2 separate regions of the Homo sapiens genome follow, and region 2 is linked to region 1. A link is an interaction called in ENCODE POLR2A ChIA-PET data of the cell type or tissue named here. Cell type or tissue: Panc1. All regions are shown on one strand. Each heading gives the region's core, and the rest is flanking DNA. Links, peaks and the distances in the headings are about the cores only.

Region 1 (15,887 bases), core at 3,258-11,257:
AATATACAACTTTGCTTACCCATGGATGAAATCTTTTGCTTTTCCATCTTTTTTAATAATCAAGAATTAGTTTTCCACAAAGGGAAGAAAATCCAACCAGTGTTACTTGAGTAAAAAGCATCTGAAAAGAACTTGAGTCTTTTGAAGAATTTAATGAGTGTGAAATGGTCATTCATTCAACAAATACTTTTGGACTCAACTAATAATTATAATTTGAAATAATAATGTAGTTGAATCCAATAGTGTAGCTGAGGTAAGAGGGTAAATCAAGAGAGACCTTTGAAAGAAGGAAAAAGGGGAAAGAGACCAAATGAAACACATGGAAAAGGTAATGAAACTCTAAGAAAAAAGAGGAAACCAAACAAAATGTAGAGGACATTGGGAGCTCCTTCAGGCAAAGAACTCCCCATCTTATACACTATACTTATATGCATGTAGAGAGTTGGCATGTATTTTTTTTAAGCTTCACACAGAAAGGTAAATTAGATTATTTGAAAAGTTCTCCAGCTACACATCACCTGGATCCCGCATAAAATATACTTTGATATGCATTGTAGGACTCTGAGACAGTAAAGGGAATCTCTCAGGGTCCAAAATGAAAACAAAACAAAACAAAATTGCTGAAGCAGGTGGGGTAGGCAGTAATCTTTTAAATAAGACTTAAACCGGCTACAAGGTGAAGAAGCTAATCTTTTAAATCCCATGTTAGCTGACTCTGCTGGAAGGAAGTCAGTACGGTTTCAGGTCCTTGGGCCCACAAGTTCCCAAGAGAGATAGACAGAAATCCTCTTTGGAGAAAAATAACCTCAAGTTAGTGTCCCAGAATTTCCCACAAATAAACATCAACCAAATAGGAATTCATAATCAAAGATCTCAAGCCATATAAGAAAATTCTGCTGACATGAGTGTTAGCAGAATAAACAAATATAATTCGATTTATGAGGCAAAAAAACTAATTAGCTATTATCTGGCTGTATAAAGAAATAAAAATTAAAATCATAAATAAATATCTAAGATGACTAGGCATACGTGAAAAGAACCCACTAGAACTTTTGGAAAAGAAAAATATAACTGCTAAAATATAAAACCCCATAAATGAGTTAAAGAGTAGATTAAACATAGTTGAAAAGAATAATGTAAGCTACATATGAAGAAATTATGCAGAATGCACCACAGAAGGTGAAAAAAGACAGAAAATAATAAACATTAAGAGATATGGAATATAGAGAATGTTAAGATATTACTCATCTCTAATTAGAATCCCAGAATGAGAGACCACAAAGAATGGAGTAAAGACAAGAGAAGACACAATAGCTAACACTGTTCCCAGATTAACATAGGACATGAATCTACAAAAAGAGGAAGTCCTGGCTATATACATGTATCAAGTAGGATACCTGAAAAGAAAATGAAATAGAGGCAGTACATATACATGTATCACATAAGATGCATGAAAAAAAGCAAACCAATATAAACTACAGTGAAATTTCAAAACACCAGGGGAAAGGCAATCTTAAAAGCATCGAAGGGGGGAATATTATTTACAAAAGAAAAACAAGTAGACTGAATAATTTTCAACAGCAATATGGCAGCCAGAAGAGAGTGGAATATCTTCAAAATGTTGAATGAAAATAGCTGTCAACCTATAATTTAGTGTCCAGAAACATTATATTTTGAGAACAAAAATGTAATTAAGACATTTTTAGATTAAAAACTATTCTTTTCACTGCCTTCACTAGATGAACTTCTGAAGTACACTTTCAGATGAAGGAAAGTGACCCAGTAGGAAATACTGGAATACAAGAAAAAATGGTGAACAAAGAAGCTGATTAACATTTGGGTTAATATAAAGAGGCCTGGTCTGTACAAAATAATATTAATAAATAATATGAAATTGTGAGGCTTAAAAGACACAGTTTAAATGCTAGAGAATAACTTACAAATCAGAAGGAGGATAATTAGAGTTAAATCATTCTAAGGTTTTTGTATTGTTCTGAGGAGTTTAATATATTAATTTTAAGTGTCCTTAAGAAAAATATTCACAATAAGATTTTAACAGAAATGATCCATATGGTACTTCACAACCTCAATTTTACAGGTAAACACACACACACACAAAGATAATAAATCATAGAGTTAGTATGTGATGAAGCTAGGATTTGAATTCAAGCAGAGAACGTGGTTTTGACCATTATGCTCTACAATATCTTAAAGACTCTAAAAGAACGGAAATGTGATGTAGAAATTCCAAACCAGTAGAGGAAGGGAGAAAGAATAAGAGGTAAACAAATATTAACAATCAATCTTCCTCTGTAAGCCACAAAAAAGCAAGAAAAAAGAAATGTAGAAGGAAAGGAGACACATAGATAGAAGGTAAAGACTGAGGAGAAAAACATTCAAGCATGTAAATAATCACAATATAAATGGACTAAACTTTCTAGTTAAAAGACAGAGTCAAGGCAGTTTTTAAAGATATAGCTATATGTTATTTACAAACATAAGAACGTGGAAAGCTTAAGATATATCAATTATATAATAATTAAAGCTGGTATAGCTATGTTGACATCACACGCAATGAGCTTCAAGATAAAAAAGCATTATTGTGGCTAGAAAAGGTCATCACATAATGATAAAATCTACAAGAGGAAATTGAAAAACTCATTATCATAGTGTAGCTATTTCAACACCCATTCAACCACTGTTAAGTTATTGATATCTCTCTATATCTATCTCTATCTCTCAATATATATATAGATTACTTATATAGAGACCTATATCTATCGATATATGTATATATCATATATATAATACATATGTGGCATATAGCAATTAGAGAATACACATACTCAACAAACCCATAAGAAATATTTGTAAAAATTAACCAGCATACCTTAATACATTTCTGAGAATTTGCATCATCTAGAAAAGGGGTTAAAAATCTTTTTATGTAAAGGACCTGATAACAAAAGCTAAGGTTTTGGAGGTCAGTGGTCTCTATTGCAACTACACAACTCTGCCACTGTGTAACTCAATAGCAGCCATAGACAATACATAAGCAAATGACCTTAACTATGTTCCAATTAATGTAAGACCCACTAAATTTGAATTTTATGTAATCTTTACAGACCTCAAAATATTATCCTTCTTTTGTGTTGTTTGACCATTTAAAATGTACCAACCATTCTTAGTTTGCCAGCTGTAGAAAAACAGGTGACAGGCCAAGTGTGGCCCATAGGGTGGTGATTCACTGACCTCTGATCTTGACTCATCTGTTTGTAAGGCAGTACAGTTAGAAATCAATAGCCGACTAATTTTTAAAACATTTAAGTTTAAAATGAAATTTTAATTAATTGTACTTTTTAATTTCTAAAGATTAATTTAAATGGGATTTAAAAACAGACTCCCCGCCCGGCATGCTGGCTCATGCCTGTAATCCCAGAACTTTGGGAGGCCACGGCGGGCAGATCACGAGGTCAAGAGTTCAAGACCAGCCTGACCAACATGGTGAAACCCCGTCTCTACTAAAAATACAAAAAAAATTACCCGGGTGTGGTGGCACATGCCTGTAATCCCAGCTACTCGGGGGCTGAGGCAGGAGAATCACTTGAACCCAGGAGGAGGAGGTTGCAATGAGCTGAAATCCCACCACTGCACTCCAGCCTGGGTGATAGAGCGAGACTCCATCTAAAAAAAAAAAAAAAAAAAAAAAAAAAAAACAGACTTCCCAATAATGTATGAATAGAAGAAGAAATCATAATAATAAAATTTATAAATATGTAAAACTGCAAGAAAGAGAAATAAATTCTAGTATATTCTGTTAACAAAATATTCTATAGCGGTGAACATGAGGAAGCAACCACTATGTTCCGCAGTATAGATTACTCTTAGAAACTTAGAGTTGAGTGAAAAAAGTCATAGAAGATTATGCATGATAAGATATCCTTTTTAGAGAGCTCAGAAAAGCATAACTAAATGATTTATTATTTAGGAGCAGCAGACATTTGTTAAAAATTTGTTTGTAAACAAAGGAATGTTTATCACAAAATTCAGAATAGTAGTTACCTCTGAAAGGCAGGAAAGGAATGAAATGAGGAAGCTAACACAGATAAGTTGCAATAGTATTGTAAGGTGAATCATCGGTGCTCATCTTAATTACTATTCTTGTCCCTCCTGGGAGAAAAATTGTGGAATTGCATACGGTAGGGAGGACCTTAATGCAGGGAGACAGCCATGGCTAGGGAAAGGCTAAAAGAGATGAGACAGAATGACGGAAGAAGGACAATGGAATTGTTGCTCTAATTTGTGGTGAAAGTGCTCCAGTCATATTCTCTTATTTACCTGGACTCAGGTCATCAGAATGTCTCATTCCCTATTATCTCTGACCTTTGAATGACTGATGAGCTCTGTAGATTTAAAACAAAAAAAAAAACTCCTTTCTGAACAAGAGCACAGGTATTCTGTTTCCAATTTTAAATGTGAAAGTTTGTTTTTATGGTTTTTATGAAAAGGTTGATTTCCTCCAGCAATTTTAATGTTCTGTATAACTAACAGAAATTTAATTTTTGAATTTGAGAGTTATTGATCCATTTACTAGTAACAGCTGAATGTTCCTTAAAATGCAAAAGAGACATTTGTTTTATCTTTTTGAGAGAATGGTGCTGTTTGTTCTGCAGAACTGGAAATTTGCCATTTATGAGCAGCACTTATCTCACTATTTACAGCTTTTTCTAATCAGATCTAGGCTTTTTATTTTCCTACTTGTGCCTAAGCAAAAAAAAAAAAAAAAAGAAAGAAAAAGAAAAGCAGATGAGAATGAAAAGGGAAGAAAATAAAATAACTGTGGGGGGGGGGAATCTTCAAAAAACTATCTGTTTAAAATTATAGTAGAGCTTTAAAGTGGAATTCTACTATACAATTGAAAAGAATGAGGTGGTGACATTAACTACTAGCTAGGATAGACAGCAAGATATATATTTATTAAGGTGGGGGGAGACAGCATGTTGCAATACATTATGTAGTATGAATTAACTTATATAAAAAAGAATAACAAATAAATATAAGCCAACATTCTACCAGTATTTTATGGGAGAGGGGTGACAGTGTAATAGGAGTCACTTTCACTATTTCAGTTAATTTATTTCTATAATTGAATTTTAAGCCATTTTTAATACTACAAAAAAGTATTATTTTGTGGCAGAGAAAATTTAACTTAGTAATATTTTATTATTCATTGTGGATTTTTCATGTTTCTCAATTCTTTACTCCTGCTAGAACTCGGGCAGATTTTTAAAACTCCCATCCCTAATGTCCAAAGTTGCATTTTTGTATCTTTAGGATTGCTGAGCTAGAATAATCCTTAGGCTATTTAACAATTCCCCCTGGGTAAGCTCATTGGCATTGCAAACACAGACACTGTTTCCTTTAGTTGGCACCCAAACTTTCTTCTTCCTTAACAGCAGAATCCTCAGCAGGGAAAATAAAACGAAAGAAAACTCCTATTACGAATTTGGAAAGTTTTAAAATGCAAATGCACATTTATCAATACCTATCTCACCGAGATCACTTGTGCTCAAGGTAATTCCAACAACCTTAAAGATCATTTTCCTGATCACAGCACAGAAATCCCAGTTTCGTTTTTGCTTTGGTTTTTTTAATCAAAAATTCATTGGTTGCTAAGAAATCCCAGTTTGGGCAAGGCAAGAGCAAATATATCCCACAGATTTTAAATGTAACTTCATCTTAAAGGACTCAGAAACACATCCACAACCCCCAACACACACACAGAGAAAGAAAGAGAGAATCTCTAAAGTGTGCTATAAACACTTGTTGGCTTTCCAAAAACATTAAGTTTCGTACCACTTTAATGAACACTTTTTAAATGCAAAGCTTTCAAAGTATTTTCTTCACTTTATTGTATGAAGGATGCATTTCTTTCCTTCCTCTCTTCTTTCCTTCCTTCATCCTTCCTTCCTTTCTTCCTTCCTTCCCTCCTTCCCTTTCTTTCTTTTCTTTCTTTCTTTCTTTCTCTCTCTCTCTCTCTTTCTTTCTTTCTTTCTTTCTTTCTTTCTTTCTTTCTTTCTTTCCTTCTTTCTCTCTTTCTCTCTCTCTCTTTCTTTCTTTCTTTGAGACAGAGTCTCACACTGCCACCCAGGCTGGAGTGCAGTGGCACAATCTTGGCTCACTACAACCTCCGCTTCCTGGGCTCAAGCGATTCTCCTGCCGCAGCCTCCCAAGTAACTGGGATTTCAAGCATGTGCCACCACACACGGCTAATTTTTGTATTTTTAGCAGAGACGGGTTTTTGCCATAGTGGCCAGGCTGGTCTCGAACTCCTGACCTCAAGAGATCTGCTCACCTCGGCCTCCCAAAGTGCTAGGATTACAGGCGTGAGCCACTGCACCTGGCCAAAGGATGCATTTCTGATCTTATTAACCACACTCATCATTCTGGGCATTCATGACTGTACTACAGAGGTACACGACCCTTTAATCAAAACCCTTGCAACCAGATGTTTTTAATTTTGTAAAGGGAACATGGTACTTATACCATATATTCGTCCCACCCCAAATAAGGTCTGTAATTAACACATTATTTCTGCAGCAAAACATATTCCCACAAATTAGAATGAACTTCCTAAGTTGCCTCACATCAGTTCAGATAAGATTTGCTGCCAAACAAGTACAAGACAAGTCAGGCTTTGCTACCAAATGGAATTTGAAAACAAACAACCCAACCAAACAAACTTAAAAAAAAAATGAATCTTTTGTTTTGATACTGCAGATAAGTCACTGCGCACTTATGTAACAGTGACTAAAAGGGTGCCTGAGTTGTTTTGTCTTGGATGTAGAGGTCATGGCTATCATTTTGAGGACTCGAGGTCTGCTTCTCTAAGTCTTCCTGCCTCTATGCAATCTGGCATCCTCCCGTCTGTTTTGTTGCTGTGATTTCCTCTACCACCTTTCCTGTCCTGTTAATTTATCACTTTTAATCTGCTGTGACTTAATGAAATAGATACTAACATTATAATTATGTATGAAATTAGAGTAAGTAGGTTTTACATCAGAAGGCCAAAAGTTGTTTTATAATAAGGTATATAAACTTTGCTCATATTCATGATAAAAGCTATTTCAACCATTTAGAGGCTTTTTTGTTTGCTAGTGATTCGCACCTGTATTTGCAATTTTTGAGATACTTATCTTTAAAAAAAACCCAACACTCCCCACTCTGAGAAAAAAAGAGAGAGATACATTGTCTCATTTTATAGATGTCATCTATTTTCAGGATCTGACATCTTATAAAACCATATTATTATAATATATATATATGACATTTTGGTCATCGAAAAATAAGCTAAAGTTTAAAACTTATTCACTCTAGCACAAAAAAGATTATGACGATAAATAGTGAAGTATTTGTAAAATATTAAAAGTAGAATCTCAGCATGACTTTTGTAAACAATAACAGTCAATTGCCAATATTTTTATTATCGCTCAACTTGCAAGTCCTTCCATATTCTGCCCCTGCCTTCTGCATTTATCTTCCTTTATTACTGCTGTCAGTGTGAGCCTTTCCACAGCTCCAACATGTAGAGCCCTTCAGCGGCAATGCCCACACAGGCCATACTTATCCCTGCAACACATAAGAAATCTGAGGAGGCCGGGCGCAGTGGCTCATGCCTGTAACCCCAGCACTTTGGGAGGCCGAGGCGGGCGGATCACGAGGTCAGGAGATGGAGACCATCCTGGCTAACACGGTGAAACCCCGTCTCTACTAAAAAAATACAAAAAATTAGCTGGGCGTGGTGGTGGGCGCCTGTAGTCCCAGCTACTCGGGAGGCTGAGGCAGGAGAACGTCGTGAACCCGGGAGGCGGAGCTTGCAGTGAGCCGAGATCGTGCCACTGCACTCCAGCCTGGGAGACAGTGGGAGACTCCGTCTCAAAAAAAAAAAAAAAAAAAGAAAGAAAAAAAAATCTGAGGAGGAGTAGAGGGTCACAAATAGAAATCAACACAGGAATGTCCAAGACTCAAGGTTCCCTGAGGGAAGTAGCCAAAGCTGGTCGAACATCAGTATCAAGTGTTAAGAGAGAGAGGTAATGAAAGCCCTACTCCAGAAGAGTACCAGGAGAAGTAAGAACAAAGAAACCCAATCAGGTGACTCAAGCATAAGAAAGCATCTTGAGGGCCTCTGACTCACCCATTTAGCAAAGGTCCAAGTACCTGCCAAGCACAGGGATGGGCCCTGGGGATACAAAAAAAAAAAAAGTACAAAATGGTCCCCACCCTTCAGGGCATGCAGTGTTGTTAGCAATTAGACAAGCATAAACAAATAATGACAACCATATACCATGTCATACCAGTACAATTTAATACCAGGTGCTACCTGAGCACAGGGAAATGAGTGCCTGACGCTGCTGTGCAAAACCAGCAGTGACATCACAGAGACTTGCTGTGCTTCCTTTCACTGAATGGCTTCCAACTTCCATGCTGCTCCTCCAGCGCTCTGACATGCATTCGCCACAGCGCCTTAGCACTTGCTCTTCCCTTGCCCTAGAGCACTCTTCTTCCAGATTGCTACATGGCTCACTCACTTCATTCAGTTCTCAGCTCAAGTGCTACCTCATCAGAAAAGATTTCTCTGACGAACCACCCTATTTAAACTATACTCCTACCCTGCCTAAACCCATACACACACACACACACACACACACTCACTCACTCTCTCTCTCCCTATTGCATTACATTGCTTTTTTATCACAGCACCTATCACAATCTGAAGATCTCGTTCAATTATTTATTGTCTGTTTCCCTCATGTAAATTCTGTGAGAGCAGGGATATCTGTCAGTTTTGTTTATTGCTATATATCCCCAGTGCTGGGCAGAGTTTAATGAATGAATAAGGAGAAATTTGAGCTGAGTTATGAAGAACATGTAGCAGTTTATCAAGGGAATGGGCAGGAGGTGGAGGCAGGAACACAGAATGTACATAGACACAAATAACAAGGAGTCAAGGCACTGTTAAAGGAACTTAAAGAGGGAAATAAAATAATCTGTTCCTGGCACACAGTGTGTTTATATTCCATGTTATTAAATAAATGAGTGAATGAGTGAATAAATGGTTGAATTAATAAACAGAGTTGTGCTTTAGAAAGTGTGTAAGGGGGCTGGGCATGGTGGCTCACACCTGTAATCCCAGCACTTTGGGAGGCCGAGGCAGGAGGATCATGAGGTCAGGAGATCAAGATCATCCTGGCTAACATGGTGAAACCCTGTCTCTACTAAAAATACAAGAAATTAGCCAGGCGTGGTGGCAGGTGCCTGTAGTCCCAGCTACTCGGGAGGCTGAGGCAGGAGAATGGCAGGAAGCCAGGAGGCGGAGCTTGCAGTGAGCCAAGATCGCATCACTGCATTCCAGCCTGGGTGACAGAGTGAGACTTGGTCTCAAAAAAAGAAAAAGAAAGCGTGTAAGGGGGCAGGCCTGTGCTGGATTTGCGGCAGACTGTCTTGCAGCTTCTAGGGCTAACTCAGGTGAGGTGGAGCTGCTAGGGTCCTGAATTCAGAGATCCCTTGATTGACAAGGAACATTATGGCAAGCCAGTGGCTGAAGTAACTGAGGAGGAGAAGAATGATCAGGAACTCAAGGAGACTCAGCTCATCAAAGCTGCTCCAACAATGACAACGAGCTCTGTGTTTGAAGACCCCACAATCAGTAAATTCACCAACATGATGATGAAGGGAGAAAACAAAGTACTAGCCAGATCCTTCATGACTCAGGTTCTGGAAGCTATGAGAAGTACCATGATGCTTCTGCAGGGGAACAGGCAACCATTGAACACAACCCCTATACCAGAGGTCCCCAACCGTTTTGGCACCAGAAACTGGTTCCCACCGACAGGGGAGAGGGGGTTGATGGGAGAGGGGTGGAAGGGATTGATGATTTCATCAGGCACTGGATTCTCATAAGGAGTATGCAACCTAGATCCCCGAATGTGCAGTTTACAATAGGGTTCGTGCTTCTATGAGAATCTAAAGTTGCTGCTGATCTGACAGGAGGTGAAGCTCAGACGGTAATGCTGGCTTTCTCACCTTGCTTGCTCGCCACTCACCTCCTGCTGTGTGGCCTGGTTTCTAACAGGCCATGAACCTTACCACGGGTCCATGGCCTGGGGGTTGGGAACTCCTGCCCTACACCGTCTTCAACTAGGCAGTGAAAAACTATGAGCCTGTGATTGGGCTGATACCCATCCTCAAGGGAGGCCATTTCTCCTGGATCCCTGGATCCTCACCCTACCAATATCACCACTTCCTGGCCATAAAGTGGATGATCACTAAGTGGCACCAGGGGATGCTGATGCCAGCCAGAGAAGCTGTCGCATGGGCTGCTGGAGGCTTTTTGCAACCAGGGCCCCGTGATCAAGAGGAAGCATGACATGCACAAGATGGTCAAGGCCAACCATGCCCTGGCCCACTACTGCTGGCGGTAGAGATTCCAGAAGGAGCTCAGGGCCCTCCACTGCAAGAAATACTGTGAGCCACTGCCACTTCAAAAAATAGCTGTGGGTTAAGGATGTAGTTCCTTTTTAAGGGCCGGCAGGCCTCATGAGAAGGATGGAGCAGCATATTTATTGCCTGGTAATCCTTCTTTCTTTGAGGCTAAAATTTGCTCTCCCTCTGTCCCCCTCTCCTTGTAAAGAGAGAGCACATTGTCTTGGAAACGTCGTCCAAGAAACTTAGGACCCAGGCTTCTCTTCGCTCAGCTTGGGATGGACCTTTGGATGATATAAAAGGAAGCGGTTTTAGGTATTAGAAAAGATTTTGGACATTTGGATGATATAAAAGGAAGCGGTTTTAGGTATTAGAAAAGATTTATTAGAAAATTCTCACACTGAACTGGTATACCTTGTGGTACAGTACTACCATTCACTAAAACTGTCTGGAGGGGGAAAAAAGAAAGTGTGTAGGATAGATTGATGGAATGGAAGGTAGGAAGTAGAGAAATCTCAAAGGCTAGTCTTCTATAAAGAGAAAAATCAGGCTCCAAAATGGCCTTAGCCCCTTCCCCTCAACAACCCCACAGAAAAACAAAAACAAATATATAGTGCTGAGATTATCACTAGCAATATACAGAACTCAAATATGAGGAGGAGATAGTTCCCGAGACCACAGAAAAGTGAAACAACTTTGAGCAGAGAGTAAGAAAATCAGACTTCCATATCCAGCACATGCTTCCTCCTTCCTGGCACCAAAAGTGTGGAAAACTTCCCTTACTCATGGTTTCTACACGGGAAAAGTGAGATAAAGGTGGGCAACAAGCTTCTCTATCATCTTGGGTTCCCTAGCTGGAAACCTGTCCCTGCCTCAAACCACAGGAAGCATACCAGGTGCTGTAGGTAGAAATATCCCTGAGGGCTGCCAGACACAAGGAAGGGAAGTGGAACTACCATCCCCAGCCCTGGACACTCTGCTCTGTAACTTGGCAAAAGAAAATGCCAAGGCTGGGTGCAGTGGCTCATGCCTGTAATCCCAGCACTTTGGGAGGCCGAGGCAGGCGGATCACGAGGTCAGGAGATCAAGACCATCCTGGCTAACGTGGCGAAACCCCATCTCTACTAAAAATACAAAAAAAAAAAAAAAAATTAGCGGGGCGTGGTGGCATGTGCCTGTAGTCCTAGCTACTCAGGAGGCTGAGGCAGGAGAATGGCGTGAACCCAGGAGGCGGAGCTTGCAGTGAGCCAAGATTGCACCACTGCACTCCAGCCTGGGCAACAGAGTGAGACTTTGTCTCAAAAAAAAAAAAAAAAAAAGGAAACACCAAATCAGAGTGTCCAATCAGCAGCACCATGCAGCAGGAGGTACATTCCACAGGTTGGTCCCCCTAGGCACAAACCCCTAACAATCCTTTCCATATTAATAGGATATCCTTTTTCAGACCTCCCTCATTAAAGACAGGCTATGTGAAAGTACACAGTCAAAGAATTAAGAAGAAAACATAGTGAAAAGGAACAAAGATCACCCACAGGATACAGAAAATTACCTCAACAGACCAAATCCAGGAATTATTGGTGTTCCAGGAACAAAAAACAAATAAAGGGGTCATTTCAGCAAGAGGATATAACAATTTTATAACACTTATATATCAGTGCACCCAACGCCAGAGCTCCCAAGTATATAAAGCAAACATTAATAGATGAAAAAGGAGATATAGACTGCAATACAATAAAAGTAAGGGATTTTACTCTCCATTCTCAGTAATGGATGGATTATTCACACAGAAAATCAACAGAGTTAAACTACACCCAAGACCAAATAGGCCTAATTGATATTTACAGAGCATTTCATCCAACTGCTGCAGAATACACATACTTTTCATCAGCACATGGAACATTCTCCAGAATAGACCATATCTCATGCCAGAAAACAAGTTTCAACTAATTCAAACAAGTAGAAATCATATCAAGTATCTTTTCTGACCACAATGAAATAAAACTAGAAATCAATAAAAAGAGAAACCTCAGGGAATACACAGACACGTGAAAATCAAACAACATTCTCCTGAATGACCAGTGGGTCAGTGAAGAAATTAAGGGGGAAATTTAAAAGTTTCTTGAAAGAAATGAAAATGGAAATACAACATACCAAAATCTATAGGATACAGCAAAAGCAGCAGTAAAAGGGAAATTTATTGCAATAAATGCCTATATCAAAAATGTAGAAAGACTTCAAATAAACAATCTAAATATACACCTCAAGGAACTAGAAAAGCAAGAACAAACCAAACCAAAATTAGTAGAAGGAAAGAAATATAAAGGTCAGAGCAGAAATAAATGAAATTGAGACCAAAAAAATACAGAAAATCAATAAAACAGAAAGATGATGTTTTGAAAAGATAAACAAAATCAACAAACTTTTGTCTAGACTAAGAAAAAAGGGCAAGGCGCGGTAGCTCACACCTGTAATCCCAGCACTTTGGGAGGCCAAGGCAGGCAAATCACAAGGTCTGGAGATCGAGACCATCCTGGCCAACACGGTGAAACCCCATCTTTACAAAAAATACAAAAAATTAGCTGGGCATGTTGGAGCGTACCTGTAGTCCCAGCTGCTCAGGAGGCTGAGGCAGGGGAATTGCTTGAACCTGGGAGGCAGAGGTTGCAGGGAGCCAAGATCATGCCACTGCACTCCAGCCTGGCGACAGAGCAAGACTCAGTCTCAAAAAAGAAAAGAAAAAAGAAAAAGAAAAAAAGAGAGAAGACCAAATAAATAAAATCAGAAATAAACAAGGAGACATAACAACTAAGACCACAGAAATGCAAAGAATTAGAGATGATTATGAGCAACTATTTGCCAACAAGTTGCAAAACCTAAAAGAAATGAATAAATTCCTGGACATATAATACCTACCAAGATTGAACCATGAAGAAATAGAAAAATAATGAAGGCCTGAACTAAAAACATGAGAGTAGAGAAGAGAGATTACATCTGAGAAGCAAGCCAGATTGTCATATGATTGATGTGGAGGAGTCAAAGAGGAAAGAGGATTCTGATATGGGTGTCCAGATGGGTGGCAGTGCCATCGGCTACTGAGTAAAACCAGGCAAGGGGACTACAGTGGGGAGGTAATCCATTCCATGTTGGAGATCTTGGGATTGAAGTGCCTTTTTAACAGGTGAAGACAACGAATATGTAGCGTAAAGTGTAGGCCTACGAGTATAGTCAAGACAGAAGACAGATTTGGTATAGCATGGATGTCTTCATCTTCAGAATGTTCTACTGGAATAAGAAGACAAAATGTAAGGACCATTTAAGAAATCAAGAGGCAGAAAGAAGAAAAGGAGCCTCCACAGAAAACTGAGAAGCAGCAGCTACTAGGGTGATGAGATGAAAACTGTGGGTTCAAGCCCCATGAAAACATGCAGTGTGCTGTCTAGCTCACTAGTCCCAGTGCCCTGGCCCACAGGAGAGACTCAAATACATAGGAAAACTGAACCAAGTAAAGCAGGGAAGAGGGAGGGATGGAAGGGAGCTTGGAAGGAGTGAACTGGTTAACAGTAAAACTACAAATGTAGCAAGAAACATAGTGAAAGCTAAGTATTCAAAATACAATTTATTTCATTTTATTTATTTTTGTTTGTTTTAATTTTTTGTTTGTTTGTTTGTTTGAGACAGAGTTTTGTTCTTGTTGCCCAGGCTGGAGTACAATGGCGTGATCTCAGCTCACCACAACTTCCGCCTCCTGGATTCAAGCCATTCTCCTGCCTCAGCCTCCTGAGTAGCCAGAATTACAGGCATGCACCACCATGCCTGGCTAATATTTTGTATTTTTAGTAGAGACGGGTTTTCTCCATGTTGTCCAGGCTGGTCTCGAACTCCTGACCTCAGGTGATCCACCCGCCTCGGCCTCCCAAAGTGCTGGGATTACAGGCATAAGCCACTGTGCCCAGCCTTTTTTATTTATTTTTTGAGACAGGCTCTTCCTCTGTCACCCAGGCTGGAGTGCAGTGGCAGGATGATAGTTCACTGCAAGCTCAAACTCTTGGGCTCAAGAGATCCTCTTGCCTCAGCATCTCAAAGTGCTGGGATTACAGGTGTGAGCCACCACACCCAGTCCGAAATGTATTTTAGTAACATGCCAGACACCGTTTTGACCAGGTTACATAGCTTAATTTAGTCAATTCTTATGAAGACCCTGTAAAGTAAGGATTATTATTATCCCCACTTTACAGATGAGAAAATGAGGCACAGAGAGGTGAAGTTGCCTAAGGTGACACAGGAAATCAATGAGAGAGGCAAGATTGAAACCCAACTGTCCTGCTTCAAAGCCAACATTTATTTGCACAGATGGGAGAGTGTGCTTTCTGAGGGAATTTAAGTGTGGGCAATTTCAATGGAGTGGCAGCTTTGTGGCCTGGGAAGCTGAAAGGAAGGTGAAGAAGTGGAGAGAGCAAAGGTAAACTGCTGTTGCAAGGAGCTTAGCTAGGAAGAGAGGATAGACTAGTAGCTGGAAGGGAACATAGGAGTGACAGAAGCTGTTTTGTGTTTTTAATGAGCAAGTCTGGAGCATGTGGGCTCGATAGATTCTGTTTACATTACACTGTAGAATTTGCTCAAGGAAAACGAGGGGGTTGGATAAAAAGACAGATTCCTTCCAGCTTTGAGTCTACTATTCCACAACTTTGAAATTCTTTCTCAGTGAAGCCAGATGGAAGATTTTACTTGATAAAATTAGTTGGAAAAAATCATTTACTACACTTTTAATGAGGTATTTAAATAGAAACCCAAAGACCTATTTATTCTAATATCGTTTTAATTCATGAGCTTTTAATGTTTTCCCAAGCTGGTCTGTGACATTTCTTGGCCTAAAGAGAAATCTAAAGTTTTTATTGTCTTTAGATTTGGCCTAATGACATGTTTCTGCTTTCCTGTCTAAGGTTAGGAAAGAAAGAGTCAAGGTTATCTTGGGTTCATATTCTTTTTCTCCATTGCCTTTTCCTTTCTGTTCTCTGCCCCTCTTTCCACACAAAGAAAAAAAAGTAAGTGCAGGCGGTTATAAAAAAAAAGCCATGTTTCTTTCACAATACATCTTAAACTAATGTAATCACTCGTGTAAGTGTTTTCTGCAATTTTCTGTCTACTAAATATCCCTTGAAACACTTCAGCTTTCTCCGAACCTGGTATCTTTCACTTATGCTAAACTTTTTCTTTTCTCCTTCTCTTCCTATGAGCAAGAGAGAAGGATAGACTAGTAACTAGATAGACTAATAGCAGTGTATGCATGTCAATCCCAGAAATTACCCCAGAGCCTCATTTTATCTCTACATCACTGCACAAAGCCCTTTCTCAGCACACCTGCTTCAATTATACGTATTCCTATTTTTTTCATACTTTTTGCACTT
Region 2 (15,887 bases), core at 4,672-12,671, 220 kb before region 1:
CGGTGAAAAGGAAGAAAAGGGAGAAACAGGGACTCTCACTAGGCTGGAGTCCCTGCTAGAGCACTTCCCACTGGCAGCTTGAATCTCAGGTTCCACACAGGAAGAGGAGAGGCCAGGTTCCTTCCCCACTGCAAACATGGTGAACTTCCCGAGGCTCCACCTCTGTGAGCAGGCTAGTTGGAATTTCTCCAAGGACCCCCTCCCACCTGACTGTCTCAGGATCAGCCAAGATAAGATGCCTAAGAATGAAATCTACCTTGTTGCCATCTTGATCTTGGACTTCCCAGCCTCCAGAACTGTGAGACATAAATCTCTACTGTTTAAACTATCACTCTATGGTGTTTTGTTATGGCAGCCCAAGCCAACTAATGTAATGTATATGCTTGTGCTTTGCTTTCCAAGACCTGTATGCTTCAAACACAGCCAACAAAACGTAGCCTGCTACTGGGTTTGGGTGACCGTATTAGTTCCTATGGCTGCCATAACAAATTACCACAATTGTCGTGGTTTAAAACAACAGAAACTTATTCTCACAATTGCAGAGCCAGAATTCCAAAATCAAGGTGTCAGCAGGGCCACACTCCCCCTGAAGACTCTAGGGAAGAATTTTTCTTTGCCTCTTTCAGCTTCTGTTGGCCACAGCAATTCCTTGGCTTGCAGCTGCATAACTCTGATCTGTCTCCATCTTTACATGCCTTTTCCTCTTCTCCAGGATGATCTCATCTCATGTTCTCTAACTTAATTACAACTGCAAAGACACTTTCTCCAAATTAGATCACACTCACAGGTTCTGGGGGTTAGGAGGTAGACGTATCTTTTTGGGGATCACCATTCAACCCACTACAGATGACTGTATAGCCTAGAAGAAAAGGGTGATAAATTATATTTAGAAACAAAACTGACAAAAGAAAATTCAGAAATGATTTATGTGGGTTTCAGGTCCATCACTCCATAGTTTGTCTTCATAAAGATTTAAGCCAGTGGAATTTCCATATGGTTGGAAAGAAAATAACTTCAAAGCTGCTGAACTGGAAACTTAATATTTTATTTTCCACTTAGTGACAGGCTAAATTACAAAGGCTTCAAAGCATACTGTGTTTACATGCAGTTCCCACTTTGCTGCAATTCAACTTTGGCAACTTCCACTTACAGTGTTCAGCCAATTAAACCTCTCTTATCAACTTAGAGTATTTACAGCAGGAAGGCAACACACAATTAAAGTTCTGTCAGTTAGTCAGCTTCCACAATTAAAGTTCTGTCAGTTAGTCAGCTTCCACATGTGCTCAAACGCTCAGCCTCAATCTGTTTCCACCATTCCTTTTGTATCTGAGGCCTTTTCCCATGGCTTATCAGTCTGTCCCCAAAGCAAGAGAATTGGGGGAAGAGTTGTTGGTCTGCTGGCATAAATGGCAGAGGAGGAAGAAATTATGGAGCCAGGCAAAGCAAAACAAAGAATCATCACAAAAGTATTTTACAATGATCATCAATAGTGCTGTATTAGTATTTGTTGAGTTAAATTATTCCATTTGATAATCACTATAAAAAAGGAAGGTGTGGAGAAATTACTAGCCTTATCTTACAGGTAATTAAAGCAAAGTTTAAAAGAGTTTAACTACCCTTCCAAGAACATACAGTTTATAAGTGGCATGTCAGAATATGTGAGATATTTTGAAAAAATATCTATGCAGGCATTTTCTAAAGGAGGTAGATTTCTGAAATAATTTAAGCAATGGAAGCATCATTTAAATAAACTTATAACTACCAAAAGGAACTAACCTAAACATCACACTGATTTAGTTGAAATTTACTAAAAATAAGTTGCTTCTTACAAGAAAAATAGAGTCAACCTTTGAATACCCTTTAAAATGGAACACTCAGTTATAAAATAACAATGGGAAGCATCTGCCTAAATATATTTGGCAAGTAAGTGCCTGAGATGGAAAAAACCAATTTTGTGAGTTGAAAATCAAATGTAACATAGTTTGTATATAAAACTGACATCAACTTAGTCCAAAGAACTTCAGATATTGTCATCTTGAAAAGCCAAAAGAGATGAGGAATCAAAGGAAGAGAGAAATCTGGGCAATTTTTGTTGGTTCATCCATGTTGGCTACAGTCAGGCAACCCAATGCCATTAAGCGCAAGGTAATTTGCCACCAAGGATCTTCTAGTTAAAAGCATCAGAAGACCCAATAACTTGATTAATAAAGCATGTGCTTTGCAAAGAGCACTTGAATAAAGACACAAAGGGCATGAAACAGATATCCCTATTCAATCCTAGAACGTGGTCAAGTGGCTCCAATTCTCTTCAACAGTGTTAAAAGACCCTCCGAAATTCTTCTCCTAGGGAAGTATTCCTCCAGCTTTGATTCCTTGAAGTAATAATTGGGAGGAATTATGAAGAGTAAAACTTGTGCTCAATATTAACATTCTATAAATGTAAATAAAATTTATAACAAGTGATTTTTGCCTCGCTTAGTAGTCTTATAGAAAGATGCACACTATGTGGGTAATCCCACTTATACACAGTTATGTACACTGTTTACTAACATTCCTCTAACATTTGTATAGGAATATAACTAGATCCACTGCATTGGTTGCACATTGTACAACTCCAGTGAACACCGTTCATATAGACCACAATGTGAATGATGCCTCCAAGAAATACAGGTGGCCTGACCGTAATCCCCGTTTCCTGTAAGACACATGGCATAGCAACTTAGAAATCCCCCTTTCCCCATAACATACCCTTTTTGAAGTGTGACAGTTATTTATATAAAAATTTCCCATCAGTTCACCTTCTGAAATGAGGTTTATAAGAGTACCAATATACGCAGGCAGACATTTGGATGTTCTTATTCTCACTGAAGGATTTTCCCCAACAACTACAGATCCATCTTTATGTTTGAGGTTTCATTACCAGATATTTAGTGACTGTTAATCCCATACTTTGTAACATGGAGATTGTTCCCTACTCATTCCTCACTATTTTTTACTACTTTCTCTAAGGCTCATTGCCTACAAGAAAAAAAAAGCCTAGATTTCTTCAGAGAATAGGAAATATTTATACAAATTGCATAAACTTAAGTTACTCTATTCCTCCAAAAATCTGAAATGCATTTTTATTTTCAAATATTTCATACCCTGAGTGTTATACATATAGTTCTTACTTCTCCAAATGACCACTAAGTTATCCAAGGTATTTATGTGTTGTATTAGATAGCTATTACCACAATAATGCTGTATAAGAAACAACCTCAAAATCTCTACAATAACATTTACTTTTCTCACTCATGGGTCTGTGGAACAGCTGGGGCAGTTCTGCTTCAGGCTGTGGGTCAGAGTCAGGTCTGCCCTATGTGCCTCCTCATTCTCGGACTAGCAGCTTCCCTGGGCATGTCTTTTTCAGGGTAGATGGCAGGCACACAAGAGGGCAAACCAAACAAGCAAGTGCATTGAAAGCTTCTGAGTGGACTTGATTTCTATCTAAGATCATTGGCCAAAGCAAGTTGATGATAGTGGGGTGGAGTACCTTCCACCTCTAAAGGGAGCTACTGCAATGTCATATAGCAAAGGGCTTGTGAGCAATAAACCAGTTGAACAATAATCCAATTCACACCACGTATGGAACTCTCAAATCCATTCTCTGTCCTTTACAGGAGTTGAAATTGATTGGACTGGATATCCCACACTTTGCTGCAGATCTTCCACTGAATCGATGTAAAAACCGTTACACAAACATCCTACCATGTAAGATCGTCAATTGTGCCAATAACACTCATGTCTTAAGGGTTGAAGGACTGTCATTGCAGATTAATCAATTTCACCAATCTCTGGCCATACCCACTTGTGGTCCGGATCTCAAGGCCACGTCTGAGATTGCATTGATCTCACTCTCCTTTGATGTCTTTAGATCTTAGCATATGGAGGAAGATTTAATTATTGTGCTTTTAAATGAATTGCATCTGAACAAAAAGACTGATCATTTGGCCCTTTAGAGATTAAAGAGCCACAGTCAAATTGGGGATTGGATCATTTGTACTCTCATAAAATATTTTCAGCCAATTCATTGGTAATGGAAAGAGGCAAATGGGAAGGCGATGCAGTATATTAAAATGCCTTCTCTAACTTCTGACAAGTTATATAGTTGCTTAGCATTTTGTAATAAAAAGCAGCATTCAAGGAAAAAAAGGTAATATAAAGCACTTACAAAACAATTAAAATACATTCCAGTTTAGATTTCACTTTTCTCTCTGCTACACGCTGTGGAGCTAGGCATGAATGGAAAAGTGAGAAGAGAAAGGCTGAAAAAGCTCTAGAAAGAGAAGTCTCTTCTTGATATGGTTTCTTGATGAAATTAGATATATTATCATAATAACACTTCACATCTGTACACAGTTCAGAAATTACTTCTTTAATTTAATGTCCACCTACAAAAGAAACCCATGCATCTTCTGTTCTCTAGGTCTCCTTAAAGTAGTGAACTCTCTGGATATCTCTAGGTGAAATGAAAATCGTGTGCTTAGGCTATATACTATAGCTGTCCAATCAATCTCACAGATATTGTAGTTCCTGAAATACTCTGAACAACACCTAAACAATCCTGGAAACAATTCTTTCAAGGACAGGAGAGCTGGTAGTGAAAAAAAAATAGTGGTTGGAAGATATTCACTTATTTATTTAAACAACAAACCAAAGTTGAAGAATAGCTAAAATATCAGGCTAAAAATTATTATCTGCCTACTCTGTCACTGACTGATTTAACTTAATATTGGATAGAAAGGGCCAAAATAATTTTTCCTTCCATCTTGAATTTTAATATTTTTTTCTCCTTATTCTCTACAGATGACTTCAGCCGTGTGAGATTAGTCTCCATGAATGAAGAGGAAGGTGCAGACTACATCAATGCCAACTATATTCCTGTAAGTAGAAAAAAAAAATCAGGCATCCCAAAGCTAACCAGCCAGAGAAAGACTAGCAGGGCTATATGGATGTGTCAAACAGTTCAAAAGAGAGCCTTTCCCAACCCAGCAATTGAATTCTAAAAAGTTTGCATTACTCCGTTTCATAATAAAGAATAGAAAGAAAAAGTCCATAGATTACTAATGTTTCTATTTCTTTATAAAGGTCCAGTGAAAGGGAAAGTAGAAAGGTTAAAGATCACCTCTCTTATGTTTAAATTTCACATTCAGCAACCAAATTCAAAGGGTTCCACCCTAGCACCTGCACTTTTAAAATATAAAGACAGTTATTATTGTCATAAAAAGGTGTGGATGTGATTTTTACAGCCTTCTGGATAACAATGCTTACAATCACACAGACTAATTATGGTCAGTTATTCTGATAGCCTCTTTGATTAAAACAGGAGAAAACATTACATAGGTGTGTGATCCTTTGCCAATTTTATCACCAGTAAGTTTTCAGTTTTTTTCCCATAGGCGTGAAGCAGCATTTGGTGTTGACAGTGTCTGGTTAGGTGATAATTTTGTCACTTATCTTTCAGGGATACAACTCACCCCAGGAGTATATTGCCACCCAGGGGCCACTGCCTGAAACCAGAAATGACTTCTGGAAGATGGTCCTGCAACAAAAGTCTCAGATTATTGTCATGCTCACTCAGTGTAATGAGAAAAGGAGGGTACGTACTTACTGAAACTGCTCCCACTTAGCAGCAAAACCTGCCCTAGCCACTGCCGTTGATGAAATGCTTGCTGTTTTCAAAGTCAAATAAAACATAGAGACAAATCGCTAAATTTAAAACATTGTATTCGGGAAGCAAGAATTAGAATTTGGGGGTAAACACACAGACCCGGTGGTCTTTGCAATGTCTAAAGGAAAAAAGAGAAGGTTGGAAGTCTTCTAAAAAGGAGAAATATTGCATATTGTTTTGCAGGAAAGTTCATTAGCACTAGTAAAGTTTTGGGGAGCTGGCAAGCTCTGATTGGTGAATGCATGGTGGTGGGTAAAACTAGTCTCAGAGTCCCAACAGGCTGTTTCAGTTGCTGTTAGATACCACTGGTTTCAAGTTACTAAAGGCAGTTTCAGCAACCGGGGCTTACAGAGAATTACATTCCTGGAACAATGTTATGCGTTCTGAGTGCTTTCTTTTTTTTTTTTTTTTTTTTGAGACGGAGTCTCGTTCTGTTGCCCAGGCTGGGGTGCAGTGGCACGATCTCAGCTCACTGCAAACCTCTGCCTCCCAGGTTCAAGCGATTCTCCTGCCTCAGCCTCCCGAGTAGCTGGGGCATTCTGAGTGCTTTGTCCCCTGACCCCTCAACTCTGTTTTAGTTAGATATGATAAGAATGACCCAAGTCATGTGATAAGAATTCACACTACGTAGCAGAAATGGTTTGCTTTATGTTTCATCTTCACCACGGTCCTATCTAATTCTTTAGAGGCGAATACCTTTGTTTTCCCTAAGTGAGCACACTTAATTCCTTTCCTAGCCTGTTTGTTTTAAAAAATTGTTTTGTCCTTGCTCCAGGTGAAATGTGACCATTACTGGCCATTCACGGAAGAACCTATAGCCTATGGAGACATCACTGTGGAGATGATTTCAGAGGAAGAGCAGGACGACTGGGCCTGTAGACACTTCCGGATCAACTATGTAAGTCACCAGGCAGAGAGCAGGTGCTGTCCCTATGCTGACACCTGCTGAGACCAGTTTGGTCGGGGAGACCCTAACCCAGCGGCGCTAGAGGAATTACAGACACACACACAAAAATATCGAGTGTGGAGTGGGAAATCAGGGGTCTCACAGCTTTAAGAGCTGAGAGCCTCGAACAGAGATTTACCCACATATTTATTGACAGCAAGCCAGTGATAAGCATTGTTTCTATAGATTATAGATTAACTAAAAGTATTCCTTATGGGAAATAAAGGGATGGGTCTGGCTAGTTATCTGCAGCATGAACGTGTCCTTAAGGCATAGGTTGCTCATGCTATTGTTTGTGGTTTAAGAATGCCTTAAGCGGTTTTCCGCCCTGGGAGGGCCAGGTGTTCCTTGCCCTCATTGCGGTAAACCGACAACCTTCAGCATGGGCATCAAGGCCATCACGAGCATGTCACAGGGCTGCAGAGATTTTGTTTATGGCCAGTTTTGGGGCCAGTTTATGGCCAGATTTGGGGGCCTGTTCCCAACAGACACCTACACCACCACCACCAGGGAAGTGCTGGGAGACCAACCCAATGAGCACTTTGAGCTTTGCATTGCTGCTTCCTTCAAGAGGAAAAATCCATTCTCAGTGTCATTGTTTCCCATTTCATCAGTGATGGTGTGGATGATATGGTTGGTCTGGAGAGGCTGAGAAGACGCAGTAAAAAGTCTGCACTAGTTCATCTCGAATTAGCTCAAGATCATAGAAGACACTATTAATCATTGTTTATGAGGCATCATTGAGGACAGAAGTGTTCTCATTACTTATATTAATCATATATGAGTATAATTGGGGTATATAAGGCACACTTATGTTTTAAATTAAATAATTAAACCCTGATTTAGTAGTTTGGGTTTTGTTTTGTTTTTTTTCTTGTTTTGTTCTGGTTTGGTTTTCATTATTTGTAAGGTACTTCTAGGTCTTATTATCATAATTCCCTATCTCTCTTGAAGGGCTATTGATTTCTGATGGATAACACATCCAAAAAAAATGTCTGTTTTTCTCACAAGGCCTGACACCTTTCTGCTGACAAGTCTCTGAGCAAACGCTGAATATTTCTGTGACAGGCTTAGGTGTTAACATCAATTGAAGTCATGCCATTGACCTCAGCCTATAGAATATACAGTTTTTACTATTAATAGTCTTCTCCACTTGAACATGCTGTCTATGAAGACAAAATTGAATAGGAAAGTTCTCACTGAGATGTTCTTCCCTGCTTAGAAACAATCCTTTCTAATAGTTAAGGAAATAGCAAACTGTAGCCTGTGGACCAAATTTACCCACTGCCTTTTGGATAAAGCCCATGAGCTAAGAATGGTTTTTACATTTTTTAATGGTTGAAAAAAGACAACTGAGTATGGTGGTTCATGCCTGTAATCCCAGCACTTTGAGAGGCTGAGGCGAGCAGATCACTTAAGCCCAGGATTTCAAGATTGCCTGAGCAACACAGGGAGATCCCATCTGACTAAAAATTCAAAAATTAGCTGGTGTAGTGGTACACACCTGTAGTCCCAGCTACTCAAGAGGCTGAGGTGGGGGAATCACTTGAGCCCCGTAGGTGGAGGTTGCAGTGAGCCAAGATTGTGCCACTACACTTCAGCCTGGGCAACAAGAGCAAGACTCTATCTCCACACACACACACACACACAAAAAAAATCAACAAGAAAAATAGTATTTTATGTGAAATGCTATATGTAAATTATGTGAAATTCAAATTTCAATGTCCATATATAACATTTTATTAGAACACAGCCTGCATTGTTGACGAATTGTCTATGACTGCTTTTGTGCTACATCAAGCTTGAGTAGCTGCAACCAAAACTATATGATCTGCAAAAACTAAAATATTTACTAACTGTCTCTTTGCAGAAAATGTTTGCTGACCCTTAAAATAGGCAATGGAAACAAAGATTGCCCGTATCAATACAACGTTAGAACTTGATACTACCTACTGATTGATCTCTACAGGAGATAAATCACTTCTTAGCCATTGTTAATTGCCACTTGTTAACTGGCAGTTAACAATGTCTTTTATGACCAGGAGAATTCAGGCAAATCCCCGTATGACTCTAACAGGCTGTGTTTCGTGTTGTTTCGGTCATTTAAAATTCACATTGCTTCCTTGTTAAGCACGTTTTTACTCAAATGCAGAGTTTCAGCTTAAGTGTCACCCCCTTTGTGGCGTCTTCTCTGGGCTTGGACACCGTTAGCCCATTCCTTCTCTGGGGCAGAGTCTTAAGTAAGCTGCTTTATCACAGCACACCATAGATAGTTACAATTCTCGCTTCTTGTGTCTGCCTCCCCAGTATACTGTGAGTTTCAGAAGCAAGTGCTGTATCCCTGTGGAATGAATAAATCAGTGAATGAATGAGTTATTTCAAAAATAATAAGGCACTTGTAAAGCATCAATAGACTTTCCGTCAGAGAAAATATTTGTCAATCCAAATGCCATTTGAACTCTGTTTTTTGTTCTTAGATATTTCAATTGAAAAGCCAGTGCAAACTGATAACCAAATACAGTACAAATCTGTCCCTAGGTTTGCACGTAGTAGAAAAAATTTCAGAGCACAAAATAGGGTCTGTTCCATTGCCTATTCTGTTGACAAAGAAGAGTCACATAGATTATTGCTTGGTCAGTACTATGCTTCTTGTCCTTGGTCTTAAGTGATGACCTATCTTTCAATGACAATCATGTGAAGGACTTGAAAAATAGGAATAAAACATTGAACAGTAGTGTTTGTTTGTAAGGAATTTACTTGTTACAAGCGTCTGGTACCAGAGTGCCCCCTTTTGGCCATAAGCATAATGAATCTAAATGTTAAGCTACAATGAAGGCTAAGTTGCCCAAAGAACATTGTGCTATGCTAATTAATATATTTTTCAATTTGTTTCATTTTTTGTTTATACCCTTCTTTATCCATTCCATATTGATATGTGGAAACTTTCCAATTATAAAAAGATAAAATTACATAAATAAGGAACTCAAGGTAAGAGAAATTTAGGAATAGCTAAGTAAGATAAAACCAGAAGAGTTTTCTCCTTTAACAAGAAAGGAGAGAAATGACCATAACACACAACTTGTCACTTTCTACTACTTGAAATTTGGCATCAACTGAGTGAGAGCTGGAGACTAAAGATCATCAAAAACGTGTTTGTTGCCAGGGACTTTGTGCCCTGCTATTCAGCTCACAGGGCTGACCCCAGTTCCAGGACCCCTGCCGTGTAGCTGCGGAGAAACTAACTACAATTTAATGATTTCCTGATTTTAAATCACCTTGCACTTTTTAACTGAATACATTTTCACTTCAACCGTACTGGAATATATATATTGGCTACAATGTACACATGTTATACAAATTATGATCAGCATTTAAACAGGGCAAGCATTTTCCTGAACTTTCCTGGCAACCAAAGTTATCTGGTGGCTGAGTATTCTTAAATCCTCATGATGTTGAATAAGTAAATTATTCTGCACAATTCTTTATGCCCAAGATAGTTTCTCAACATACTTCCTGAAGAGAGCAGTGAGGGTAGCCAGCGTCTTTGTAGACTTCATGTTCTGTGTGTCTAAGCCAGAGCCCTTGAACATAGTAGGGGAGGCACTGCATGCTGCTGGGGATATATTAGGTGCCAAGGGTACAATGGGTGTAGGGGAGGTGATAACTTATGTATATTTAAACAAATCTTACATATTTATTTATACATTTTATTTATGAATTGTCTTTATACGTTTATTTTCTGTCCAAGACCACTGACTCTTTGAAATTCATTTCTCTTTCAATACCTGAACTTAAATTTTAGCTCAAAACTGACAGCGAGGCCAAGCTTCCCTCCTTCCCAGTTATGATATAGTATTCCAGCCTCTGAGTGAATTCTAGGCTCTTCACAAGTTTGAGAACTGAGGGATGAATCAGACCTTTATGAAGCCTGGGTTTGGGATATTTCTGATGGCTGATAACAAGTGGAGAATATGTAACTCTTACAAGTTAGTTGGGACTAAAAAGAGTTGATCTGGAAAGATATACATTCTAGTTAATATGTACTCAGTTCAGAGAGAACAACAATATATTTGATGTATGGGTTAATAGGAATAGGAAAATATACAAGTTATACTCACTTACTGGGGACTCCCAGAATCAACCATACAATTGCACGGAGCTGGATGACGGTGAGTGATGGTAATGAGGTACTAGTAAGTAGTAATATCACACACATGATTACACTTAATTCACACAACAACTCTTGTTATAAGTATCATTAGGCCATTTTTAGATATGAGAAAACTGAAGCTCAGTGAGTCAAGTCCTCTAGTATCAAAGCCCAAGACAAGGATTCTCATATAAGTGATTTTGTGAAAGTGCATTCTTAGGGAAAGCCCATAAGGGAGCAAGGGAAGCAGATTGACAGAGAAGAAGCCCTACAGAGCATTCAGCTGAAAATCTCACCTGTGCTGGATCCCACAGAGAGTGCTGGGGGCATGAACAGCACCATGGTACTGTCTCACTCTGAAAAAGGCTGGATTTTTGTACCCCACAATTAGTCAGTCATTAGCTGTGGGCTTCCCTCAGCAGGAGAACGCAACCTCTTAGGCATTTTCTATCGAGGCAGCTCTGTGCAGTGGAAGGCAACTATCAAGAGATAGGTACTGCTGTGCTGTTAGCAGCAACTGGGAAAAGTGTGTCCCAGGCTGGCAAAGTGTATCTAAAGGGCACCAACAGCACTTTCTACAGTGTTTAATTCATTAGCCAAAACTGATGCAGCTTCTAAATGACAGAGCCAGGATGCAAACCCTAATCTGCTTAAGTGTTGTCCACAGGTACAGATTAGCCTACTTATCCTACTATTTGAAGCTTTATACAATTAGCGTGGTTTTTTTTTTCAATACCTATTTTATGCCAGATATGGTGCTCAAAGCTGGAAAGGAAAGTGTACTGACCAGGAGTGGAACGTGGCTCTACCTTTTTGCATGCTTAACTAGCAGAGTCCTGGGTCATCCTAACAGTGAACTGAAAAATTAATGCTTGTTTTTGGCTTTTTTCTCTAAAGGCTGACGAGATGCAGGATGTGATGCATTTTAACTACACTGCATGGCCTGATCATGGTGTGCCCACAGCAAATGCTGCAGAAAGTATCCTGCAGTTTGTACACATGGTCCGACAGCAAGCTACCAAGAGCAAAGGTCCCATGATCATTCACTGCAGGTAACCTCATCAACTGCATTTTCTATTAAATATTAGGAGTTGGTTTTGTAAGGGGAACAGCTCACCATTCCATAAGCCCTTATCAGGTTTAGTTGAAAATTAAATAAACTCTGATGTTTTTTAAACTATGATTAATTGATGTCTCACTATATACAATGTTTATTCTGGCTTTCCTGTATCTATACCCTATAAAATAGATGTTATTATTCCAATTTTTAAATGAAAAAAATAGAGAAGGGTAGAGATGTTAAGGGATTCACACAAGTTCATGCAACTAGAACATGGAGGAGTTAGTATTCAAATCCAGGCATGCCAATCTGCAAAGATCATGCCCTTAATATGTGATATTATCCTACTCCATCAAGGATTCTGGGTAGTTACAACATGGACAAATACAAGGTCAAATTATAGAAAGCTGATCACAGCTTGACATAATATAAATAGGCATAAAAACTAGAAAAGGAAAAGAAAAATGAAAATATTCAGCTTAGGAAGATAAACATATTTGCTATGATTCCTCTTCGGGATTGTCTCTTAAATTGTCAGACAGTAGAATGAAAAAGGATATAGGATATAAAAAAATCAAGGTCCACACTAATTCCCAACAGGAAAAGTTATCATTAAATTTAATTTGTTCTTCCTACTGTATGAACAGAGCTCCATCAAAATCTATCTCTGTGATACAATATTGCTGTAAAATCCTTATGCAACCTCAAAAGAACAGGGGACATAAACGTGCTCCAATGGCAAGTGAGAGGTGGCAGTGGGATGAAGATGTGAAGGGAAGCATTGGCAGCCATGCCAACCTAAGCAAATAAATCTACAATCCCAGACCTACTGCCTTGGCCCTTGTGAATTAGAATGACTAGAATGAGGAAGTATATGTGTGCATTCATGTGTGTTTGTGTGGAGTGTGTGTCTCCCTGGAAAGGAAAATGCTTCATAAGCTACTAAGTTTCTGTTTAGGGCAGATATTGTTGCTGTCAATCCACTGTAGGCATTCACAGGTTAAAAGATGTGCTTTAGCAGGTAAGATTATCTGTTCTCAAAATGGTTCTTTTCAAGAACAGAAAATGAAGCTCTTCAACTCTGGGGTCAAACTCACAGATTCCTTTCATGGAAGATAGTAAGTGCAGTTCTGGATATGACTTTACAGGTGCTCACCCAATGGCAGATCATTTTATCTGAGAAATCCTGGGAGGGAAGAGTTGTCTAGTAGAAAAAGCAACCCTTAAACTCAAGGTTTATAGAGTGGGATTTTTCTAGCAAACTTTCCATATAAATTTGCTTGAACTTTCTCTTTTCCCATCATTTCACAGTGATTCAAAGCTAAGAGCCATTTGACTCTTTATTGAGGATTAGAGGGAAAAAAGGGCTGACTTCAACACATAGAACTAGGGACTGTGATGGGCAGTTGGTCAGCGCATGTCAGTCCACTTCCATCTGTGCCCCGAGCATTGGGATTGGGGGACTGGCTGAGACTGGGTCCAAATTTTTCATTTGATTTTAAGGCAACTATCTCAAAGGTCCCTGTGAGATGGAAGCAGGCCCAGGACCCACTAAAATGGCAGGCATGCTGTAAGGCAGGTCTGGGGTGGTGAACTGAACTTAGGGTTGAAGATACACAAATCTCTGTGGTCCCAGACCTAGAGTTAGGGTATGGACATCTCAACTGGAGTTTTGAGCTGATCTGAGGGCTTAACTCTGATGCTGTTCAAAAGACAGGGTATTGTTTATGTGTATCAGCTCTCTGAATTCAGAAATCAGTTCCCGAGAGTACTCAACATGGAATCCCTACTTTTCTGCAGAAGCAGAGACCCCGATAAAGGGTGTGGCCAATGCAGTGCAAATGTCTCTCAGGAACGTAGCCATGATAGTCAGAAATGTGACATTAGAAGGAACACCAACCACAACTCCATACTTAAAAATCAGTTAAGTGGAAAATATTGTCAGGAGCTTAGTCTGCGTTTTTCCACAAGGGTACTATTTGTAGTTTTTTAGAAATCATCAGTTTTATTTCAACAGTAAAGTAGCACCATCTGGGCTGGCCGAGGTGGCTCACGCCTCTAATCCCAGCACTTCAGGAGGCCGAGGTGGGAAGATCACCTGAGGTCAGAAGTTCAAGACCAGCCTGGCCAACATGGCAAAACTCCATCTCTACTAAAAATACAAAAATTAGCCAGGAATGGTGGCACATACCTGTAATCCCAGCTACTCAGGAGGGTGAGGCAGGAGAATCACTTGAAGCCGAGAGGCAGAGGTTGCAGTGAGCCGAGATCATGCCATTGCACTCCAGCCTGGGCAACAGAGCAAGACTCCATCTCAAAGAAAAAAAAAAAAAGAGGGGGGAGAAAAAAAAGAAGCACCATCTGAATAATATGCCATCGGAACATTCTTTTGCAGTGCTGGCGTGGGACGGACAGGAACATTCATTGCCCTGGACAGGCTCTTGCAGCACATTCGGGATCATGAGTTTGTTGACATCTTAGGGCTGGTGTCAGAAATGAGGTCATACCGGATGTCTATGGTACAGACAGAGGTAGGAACATAATCTATATGTATTTTTAAATTTTCCCTGGACTGAAAAACTTACCATTATTCAATGATATGCTTCAAAACAATTCTCTCAAACTTCTTTGTATCTTTCTTTCCCATTTTCTTATTGTATATGTTCAAACTGCTTTGAGGCATAAAAGAAATAGACACTAGCCTCCAGAAATCCATTCGACATATAGTGATTATACTTTTATTGGCATCATAATTCAGAGTGCATGGGTAGATTCGTAAGAGTAAAACCTCTTTGAACAGACTCAGAGTCAATTGCAGATAACAGCCATCCTGGGTAAATGCCACCAAATAGAGACTGTTGAACTGGTGAAATTTGATTTATATTTGAAATGTTGGATTTGATTCAATACATTTGTCATTAGTTTATCCTCCGTGTGACTCTATCCCAATTCACTTTTGATGATGATTAGAAGTTGGATTTGAGCTTTCTGTCCCTTTTATGATTTTAAAGATTCCCAGTCCCCAACCTACCAGCATTGCCAGTTCCCTTCATCTCAATGATGAAGATTTATTATTTTAACAACATGGAAGCATCCCCTGAAATATCCAACAGTGTTACGTGCTCCGTCTTCCTCCTCTTCTCCCGAGTCCTCCCTCCCTGAAAGCCTGAGGATGCACTTAGTCTGGAGCGACAACCCAAGGCAACGCCGGCAGACAGCACCGCCTGCCTCAGAGCAGCCGTGGGTGTGTACCCTTGTGGGCGCAAAAACCCAAGTACAACAGCTTGTTCATAAGCCTCATCACCCAGCCATACTCGCGACTTCTTAGCTTCGGTCTTACAATAATCCTTTTTCTCAAAGAGTATGTGTGGGTGGAGCGCTTGGGTAGAACACAACCTGGCCCGACCTGTAATCAGGGTATTTTTAAAATGCTTTGGTCTTCCTCATGCTTTTCCTACCCAGCACCACTAGATGTCAGTATCACTTCAAAAGCCTAGAGTAATGGCGGCCGTCTCAGCTGTTTCTGCTTTCCCACTCCTTTTACTTTTCTTTCCTCCTACCTCCCCATTCTTGTCTGACCAATTTTTGGCAAGGCTGTTTCAATACATTCATTTCTGAACTACAGCAGGATCATACCACTTGGGAAAGAGTTATCCTCGTTAATATTCAGACCTCTCATTGATAATTAGGAAGCAAGTCCAATTGGTTTCCTCACTTGGTTTCAATCATGCTGCCTAGTAATTTAGTGTGGTGGGGACATCAGTATCACTTTTTAATCATAAGTTTAAAATGTCTGGTTTCCCAGAGGAGTCCACTGTCTGGTGAGTAAACAGTGCTTTATTAATCGGTCCATATTTTTGGCTTTTACTTCCATAAATTTGCACCTTGATATGTGATTAAAAATCCACGTTATGTATATGAATCACCAAGCTTCAAAGAGCCACACCTTATTTTAAGTATTTTGCATTTAATGAATTGTCTCCTCAATTTACTTAATTCATACCTTTTACAACTTCATAGA

What was found. Peaks named below come from ENCODE experiments on the same cell type or tissue, not always from the same donor. Only the 100,000 strongest peaks of a DNase experiment are listed, where the experiment ranks them.
Region 2: POLR2A ChIA-PET joins it to region 1 with 10 read pairs; 2 of 35 experiments call an interaction of 5 or more read pairs at or near these places.

Annotation. Positions count from the first base shown.
Region 1 is chr12:15,793,684-15,809,570 of GRCh38, forward strand. It overlaps the pseudogene MRPS7P2. Among named protein-coding and RNA genes, the nearest start is that of EPS8, 12 kb to the left of the region's middle. In Panc1, for the core only: no CTCF peak of the experiment used is centred there; no DNase peak of the experiment used is centred there; H3K4me3 peaks cover 927 bases; H3K27ac peaks cover 2,717 bases.
Region 2 is chr12:15,575,194-15,591,080 of GRCh38, forward strand. It overlaps PTPRO (protein tyrosine phosphatase receptor type O), which reads left to right. Exons shown (of 27, transcript NM_030667.3): 20 at 3,660-3,750; 21 at 4,846-4,922; 22 at 5,504-5,638; 23 at 6,486-6,608; 24 at 11,704-11,858; 25 at 14,262-14,397. Among named protein-coding and RNA genes, the nearest start is that of EPS8, 210 kb to the right of the region's middle. RefSeq lists enhancers at 15,027-15,076, 15,357-15,416. In Panc1, for the core only: CTCF peaks have their summits at 5,515 (motif pointing left), 5,716, 9,449 (motif pointing left) and 9,648; no DNase peak of the experiment used is centred there.